Regions from separate parts of the Homo sapiens genome. Here region 1 is linked to region 2. A link is an interaction called in ENCODE POLR2A ChIA-PET data of the cell type or tissue named here. Cell type or tissue: HepG2. All regions are shown on one strand.

Region 1 (4,000 bases), 440 kb after region 2:
CCTGCCTCAGCCTCCTGAGTAGCTGGGACTACAGGCACCTGCCACCATGCCCGGCTAATTTTTTGTATTTTTAGTAGAGACGGGGTTTTACCGTGTTAGCCAGGATGGTCTCCATCTCCTGACCTTGTGATCTGCCTGCCTCGGCCTCCCAAAGTGCTGGGATTACAGACGTGAGCCACCGTGCCCGGCCCATACCCGGCTAATTTGTTTATTTTTAGTAGAGATGGGGTTTCACCATGTTGGCCAGGCTGTTCCAGAACTGTGATCGCCTGCCTCAGCCTTCCAAAGTGCTGGGATTACAGGTGTGAGCCAATGTGCCTGGCCCTCACTTGTGACATACTTTGAATTTACTATTCTATTTTTAAAAATGTTGCTGGTTGTGATCTACTAAACTGATTTAATGATTCACAACTTAGAGTCTGAAAACCTCTGGTCCAAACTCATCAAATGACCTGGATTCCTTAATCAAGAGCCTTCATACTTCTCAGGCTTTGTGCATGCTATTCTCTGTGCAGAATGTTCTTCCTCCATTTGTCCACCTGACAAACTGTTCTGAGGCCCAGTTGAACTGTCACTTGTTCTGTGAAGTGTCCCATGGAGTCCATCCCCATTTATCTCACCCCCCACCCTTGTCACTCAGCACCCTCTGCGCTTTTTAGCACTTTGCTCTGCTTCAGTCGGCCCTTTTAAATTTGCTATGTCTCTGGCTGGCTGTTACCTTAGACTGTAAGCCTCCTGAAAACAAGGACTTAGTCATCATTTTACCCCCCACCCCTACCAATATGGTGACTGGTACATATGAGGTGCTCAACACATTTTTTTTTTTTTTAAGATGGAGTCTCGCTCTGTTGTCCAGGCTGAAGTGCCATGGTTTGATCTTGGCTCACTGCAACCTCCGCCTCCCAGGCTCAAGCGATTCTCCTACCTCAACCTCCTGAGTAGCTGGGATTACAGGTACGCACCACCATGCCCGGCTAATTTTTGTATTTTTAGTAGCAAGGGGGTTATGCCATGTTGGCTAGGCTGGTTTTGAACTCCTTACCTCAGGTGATCTGCCCACCTTGGCCTCCCAAAGTGCTGGGATTACAGGCATGAGCCACTGTGCCTGGCCTCAACAAATGTTTTTGAAATGCATCAATGTGTGGTCGGAAGAGGCAGCTAAGAAGCCCCAGAGGTGAGACGAGGGCAAGGAGGAGTGAGTGGCAGATGCCGGAGATGGGGCTCACCGGGGTGTGGATGACATTGAGCAGGGCCTTGTCACGATAAATGCGGACCTCTCCATTGGCCAGCCCAGCCATGACGGCCTGCAGGCCCCGGGAATGCTGCTCCAGGAGGTTCATGGTCAGGATGGCTGCGGGCATCTGCACTGTCCACAGCTTCTTCCCCTGGCAGGGAACAGCCAGCGTCTGTGGAGGGCTCAGGGCTTACAGTGGAAAGAACGGTTTCTGGGGTGGGGAAGCCAGAGGACTCTCTTGCCAAGTGGGGGCTAGGGACATAGGCGTGGAGGGGCTGCTGCTTGCTGGGGGCTGCACCTTGTGGGTGAAGCCATGCAGGCTGTCTTGGGTGCTGCCCACCACTAGGACCTTGTGTACCCGGATAAGTCCCACAGGCTGGGCGCTCAGCTCGATGCAGTACTTGGGGTGCTTGGAGTCTCTGTGGAATAAACAACACACTGTCTGGCCCCAGAGAAATCCTCTCCACTTCTATGGCTGACCCTCCTCTGTCTAAACCTCATGGACTCACCTGGGAGGAACACTGGCCCCAAAGCAGATGACCCTGGGATTATTTCCACTTCTGCCACCTTAGTAAATGTGTGGCCTTGGAAAACATCAAGTGTGTCTTCCTCCCACCTTCACTATGGTGTCTTGTCTTCCTCCCACCTTCACTATGGTGTCTTGTCTTCCGCCCACCTTCACTATGGTGGCTTGTATGATCATCTAGCATTTAACAGAGTTTTCAGTGAGTTTACCTTTGGCTGGACTAGCCAGGACAAGTGGACTTAGGCACTTTATTATGAGAAAAGGATGAAGAGCTTTGCCCTGTGTCAATGCAGTTTTTAGTTTACTGGCCTCTCAATTTTAGTTTCCCTTTCCAGAAAGTACAGTTAGTTCCTCTCTATTCGAGGAGCACACGCCAATGTCTTTCCCACTTTGAGTTGGCCTACAACACTCTTCCCGACTTTCTCACCAACTGGTTCCTTTTTAACTTTCAAGCCATCTCCACAGAGAGGTGTTCCTGATCACCCTTACCTGTTATTTTTCCCCATTGAGCTTGTATTTTTTCTCCATAGCACTCATCCAATTTGTAGTAACATCTTGGTTTCTTCACTTTAATACATCTGTCTTCGCCATGAGGACAGGGACCATATTTATCTTGTTCATCAATATATCCCTAATACCACACACTGCATAATGCATAGTAGGTGCTCAATAAATATTTATTGAATTAAAAAAATGCATGTTAGGCCGGGTGTGGTGGCTTATGACTGTAATCCCGGCACTTTGGGAGGCCGAGAAGGGTGGATCACAAGGTCAGGCGTTCGAGACCAGCCTGGCCAATATGGTGAAACCCCGTCTCTACTAAAAATACAAAAATTAGCTGGGTGTGGTGGCACGCACCTGTAGTCCCAGCTACTTGGGAGGCTGAGGCAGGAGAATCGCTTGAACCCAGGAGGCAGAGGTTGCAGTAAGCCGAGATCGTGCCACTGCACTCCAGCCTGGGTGACAGAGTGAGACTCTGTGACTCTGTCTCACAAAATAAAAAAAAAAAAAAGCATTTTATATGGAATATTAAACTAATGCATAAACAAGTGTCATGTCATGTACCCTAGAAAGTAACAAATATGGGAAATTTTTTTTTATTTCTTCCCATCTGTTTCCTTTTCTTTTTTTTTGAGACAGAGTCTCGCTCTGTGCCCAGGCTGGAGGGCAGTGGCGTGATCTCGGCTCACTGCAAGCTCCACCTCCCAGGTTCACGCCATTCTCCTGCCTCAGCCTCCCGAGTAGCTGGGACTACAGGCGCCCACCACCATGCCCAGCTAATTTTTTGTATTTTTAGTAGAGATGGGGTTTCACTGTGTTAGCCAGGATGGTCTGGATCTCCTGACCTCATGATCCACCCACGTTGGCCTCCAAAGTGCTGGGATTACAGGCGTGAGGCAATGCACCCGGCACCCCCCTGCTTTTTTTTTTTTTTTTTTTTTTTGAGACGGAGTCTCGCTCCGTTACCCAGGCTGGAGTGCAGTGGTGTGATCTTGGCTCACTGCAACCTCCGCCTCCTGGGTTCAAGCGATTCTCCTACCTTAGCCTCCCGAGTAGCTGGGGCTAGAGGCATGCGCCACCATGCCCAGCTAATTTTGTATTTTTAGTAGAGACGGGGTTTCACCATGTTGGCCAGGCTGGTCTTGAACTCCTGACCTCAGGTGATCCGCTTGCCTCGGCCTCCCAAAGTGCTGGGATTACAGGCGTGAGCCACAGCGCCCAGCCTGTCCTCTCATTTCTGATCACTCCTGTACTATAGCCACCCAGCCTAGTCTCTCACTGTGCCAGCCCCTATCTCACAAGCCTCCAGGTATCCTCCCCTGTGTTTGTGGGCTCAGCCTCCTTTATGAAGTTCTCAGCTCTTTGCATTTCCAAATTCCAGCCTTAAAGCCCACTCTCATCTTGCAAGCCTCTGAAGCCACCAGTTTTCTGAGATGTTCCTCCCGGCCCCGGAGACCACGGATGTGGCTACCTTCTCAGAATATAGATGTTTCCATTGCGGCAGGCCGCGGCAAGCCGGAACTCAACATCAAACTGGCCAGAAACCTCTAGGAAGACGGGGACGCTGGGAAGGCTCATCTGCAAACAAGAAGCGCAAACACTCCAATTTCTCTGGAGCCCCCGTCCCTCCCTGCCCTGTCAGTAACTCCTCTGAGTGAGTGCCTGGTCTAAAGTCCCAATCTCCTCACTTACACCCAGTTTAAACTCATACAGTTTTTCAGGAGGGAAACTTGGGGCAA
Region 2 (4,000 bases):
CATGTTCCTTAGGAGTGAGCCAGTGAATGTGATCTACATCTACCTGCTGTGGGCAAGACCTTGTTTTGGTGAACAGAAGAGAATGAGAGACCACATCTGGTTTGAGGGAGGGGAGGATCTAGGCAGGCCTCTCGGAGAAGATGATGTTGGAGCCCAGTCCCGAGAGCCCACTCGCCAGAACCTTGAGAATTAGACATTGGAAGTCTGACTGACCTTGGAGGGCAGCAGGGGTGGGGCGTGCCCTCTACCCTGGAGACTGACCTTTGTGAGTGCACTTCACCCTTGCATCCCTCTGGAACTTATCCTCATTTCCTCTTCTCTCCGTTGAAATGACAGAAGCATAGTCAGTGATGGGCCTGGAATCCAGCCCAGTTGAGTCAGCCCAGCACATAAAGTCTTCAGCAAATGTGTGTTCTACCCTCCATGGGTGGGGCCTGAGTCTTCATATACCCTCTAGGAGGATCAGACAAAATTATAAATCTAGCAGTTAGTAGTACTAGACTTTCTCCTTGAAAATATGATGCCCAGGCTGGACGCAGTGGCTCATGTCTGTAATCCCAGCACTTTGGGAGGCCGAGGCAGGCAGAGCACTTGAGGCCAGGAGTTCAAGACCAGCCTGGCCAACATGGCGAAACCCTGTCTCTAAAAAAAATACAAAAATCACCCATGCGGCTGGACGTGGTGGCTTATGCCTGTAAATCCCAGTATTTTGGGAGTGTGAGGTGGGTGGATCACCTGAGGTCAGGAGTTCAAGACCAGCCTGGCCAACATGGTGAAACCCCAACTCTACTAATAATACAAAAATCAGCGGGTATGGGGCACACACCTGTAATCCCAGCTACTCGGGAGGCTGAAGCACAGCAATTGCTTGAACCTGGGAGGTGGAGGTTGCAGTGAGCAGAGGTCGTGACACTGTACTCCAGCCTGGGCAACAGACTGAGACTCTGTCTAGAAAAAGTTTTTTAAATAAATAAAAAAATGAAAAAAATAATGCTCACCAGAAGTAAGATGAGTGACTGTGCAGATATACATTTATTTAATTTGAAATTGTTTGTGGGCCAAGTGCAGTGGCTCACACCTGTAATCCCAGCACTTTGGGAGGCCGAGGCAGGGGAGGATCACTTGAGGGCAGGAGTTTGAGACCAGCCTAGGCAACAAAGGGAGTCCCCATTTCTATAGAAATTTTAAAAATTGGCCAGGCATAGTGGCTCACGCCTGTAATCCCAGCACTTTGGGAGGTGGGCGGTGTGGGGGGCAAATCATGAGGTCAAGAGTTTGAGACCAGCCTGGCCAAGATGGTGAAACCCCGTTTCTACTAAAAATAAAAAATTAGCTGGGCATGGTGGCGGGTGCCTGTAATTCCAGCCACTTGGGAGGCTGAGGCAGAGAAGCATTTGAACCCAGGAGGCAGAGGTTGCAGTGAGCCGAGATCATGCCACTGCACTCTAGCCTGGGTGACAGAGCAAGACTCTGTTTCAAAAAAAAAAAAAAAATAGTTCTTGGGTTTATCTTCTGTCCCTTATTCCCTCCTCACACCTCTACAAGAGTTGAGTTTAGCACATAGTAAATGTTTAATAGTCAGCGAATAGGAGTGCCCCAGAGACCAAGCAGAGTCCACAGAGTCCAGTGGACGCCATGTTTATGGGGGAGGGAAAAGTTAAAGAGATGATAACCTGGAACAGGTCAAATTGGGGGCATGGACCGAGAGGAGCAAATTCTGAGGAATTTCTGAGGCTCTGACAGTGTCCCTGGGCCGGGAAGGAAGATGAGGTGGTGGGAGGATATTGAGCCATTTCTGCAGCACTATGAAAAATGAGCTACTTTCCCAGACTCGTTTTGGGGGACAGACCTCAAAGCACCCCATTTCAAAGCAGTGTGGTGCTGGGCTAGAAATAATGCCCAGGGTGTTATGGGAGTCCTAAGAGGGCCCCTTACACCATGAGAGTGGCCTTGGAGAGCTTCATGAAGGAGACAATGGCTGGGTTAAGTCTTGAGAGAGAGAGAGAGAGATATGACAGGAAGAGAGTTTATCAGGTGAATCTATTGAGAAAAGGAATCCCATGCAAGGAAAACAGCCCAAGCACAGGCAGGAAGGCACGATGGGGATAGAGGAATGATGATACCTCATACCATTGGGGTGTAGGGAGGACAGCATACCAGCAAGTTCAGACAGCATGGTGGCAAGGACAGGGCAGTTAGGAACAAGAAGGTTGGAGACATCCAGATGGATGGGAGCTCCCAGACAAAGCTACAGATCCTGGCTGGGCACAGTGGCTCACGTCTGTAATCCCAGCACTTTGGGAGGCTGAGGCGGGTGGATCACCTGAGGTCAGGGGTTCAAGACCAGCCTGGCCAACATGGTGAAGCCCTGTCCCTACTAAAAATACAAAAATTACTTGGGCGTGGTGGCACATGCCTGTAGTCCCAGCTACTTGGGAGGCTGAGGCAGGAGAATCGCTTGAACCCAGGAGGTGGAGATTGCGGGGAGCCAAGATTGCACCACTGCACTCCAGCAGCCTGGCAACAGAGCGAGACTCTGTCTCAAAAAAAAAAAAAAAAAATTAGCCGGATGTGGTGGCAGCTGCCTGTAATTCCAGCTACTCAGGAGGCTGAGGCAGGAGAATCACTTAAACCCAGGAGGCGGAGGTTGCAGTGAGCCGAGATCACACCATTGCACTGCAGCCTGGGTGACAGAGTGAAACCCTGTCTCAAACAAAACAAAACAAAACAAAAACCAACCAACAAACAAAAAAACAAAAAACAAAGCTACAGATCCCTCAAAACACAGCTGTTACTATGAGACTGGAAACAGCCCACCCCTCTGTGTTTAGAATCCAGAAGCCTGGCTTTACCCTGAGGATCTCATAAGGACAACCCAGATGTCTCCAATCCCCACTCCAGAGATGACAAAAGAAAGATTTCTCCCGCCAGCATGGACTGAGCAAGCAAGGCATTGGCCAGGAGTGTTTGTGGTGTGGAAACTGCAAGTGTGTGAGGTGGCCCTGTGCCCTTGCCTGTGGCCACTCAAGTACCATTTTTGGCTTGGAGGGAGCCTAAATTCCAATGTTTCCCTGCACTGTGTTCCCAGGCTCCTTTAACCCCATGGCTTCTCACCCCTAGAAACCGCCCTGTCTTTTCAGCCTCCTCCTACTTTGGCCGTTCAGTCTGGACAATTCCACTGGGCTCGTGGAACCCATCATGGGATCGCCACAAGGTGGTCAGACCTTCCACCGGCCGAGGTGGACCAAGGGCCAGTGTCTCCCCTGTGTTCTCAGACTGCAGAAGTCTCTGTCAATTATGAGATCTGCCCTCTTCTGTCTCTGAGCCTCTGAACATGTCCCTAAGAAGCAAAGGGATGGGTTAGCTACTCCCAACGTGCCCCCCAGAGTTACTGGGGTAACAGTAAAGCCAGTCCTTTTACCTATCCACAGCCCAGCCTCTTAGCTGCAACTTCCTGTTTTTGTTTTGTTTTGTTTTGTCTGAAGACTGGATCTTGCTCTGTTGCCCAGGCTGGAGTGCAGTGCAGTGGCACAATCTCGGTTCATTGAAACCTCCACCTCCCAGGCTCAAGCGATCTTCTCACCTAGCCTCCCCAGTAGTTGGGACTATAGGCACACCCCACCAAGCCTGGCTGACTTTTTTTTTTTCAATTTTTTTTTTTTTTTTTTTTGTGAGACAGAGTCTCACTCTGTTACCCAGGCTGGAGTGCAGTGGTGTGATCCCGGCTCACTGCAACCTCCGCCTCCCGGGTTCAATGATTTTCCTGCCTCAGTCTCCCGAGTAGCTGGGATTATAGGCATGCGCCAGCCACCACGCCCGGCTAATTTTTTGTATTTTTAGTAGAGATGGGGTTTCACCATGTTGGCCAGGCTGGTCTCAAACTCCTAACCTCAAGTGATCCACCCACCTCAGCCTCCCAAAGTGCTGGGATTACAGGCATGAGCCACCGTGCCTGGCCTTTCTTTTTCAATTTTTAATAGAGATGAGGCCTCACATTCAG

Evidence for each region. Peaks named below come from ENCODE experiments on the same cell type or tissue, not always from the same donor. Only the 100,000 strongest peaks of a DNase experiment are listed, where the experiment ranks them.
Region 1: POLR2A ChIA-PET joins it to region 2 with 8 read pairs; 3 of 35 experiments call an interaction of 5 or more read pairs at or near these places.

What each region holds. Positions count from the first base shown.
Region 1 is chr11:66,521,109-66,525,108 of GRCh38, reverse strand. BBS1 (Bardet-Biedl syndrome 1) reads right to left here. Exons shown (of 17, transcript NM_024649.5): 9 at 3,733-3,839; 10 at 1,533-1,653; 11 at 1,227-1,385. It also overlaps a transcript of ZDHHC24 not described here. Among named protein-coding and RNA genes, the nearest start is that of BBS1, 12 kb to the right of the region's middle. In HepG2, no CTCF peak of the experiment used is centred here; no DNase peak of the experiment used is centred here.
Region 2 is chr11:66,964,185-66,968,184 of GRCh38, reverse strand. No RefSeq gene overlaps it. Among named protein-coding and RNA genes, the nearest start is that of PC, 7.8 kb to the right of the region's middle. In HepG2, no CTCF peak of the experiment used is centred here; a DNase peak (open chromatin) is centred at 1,614.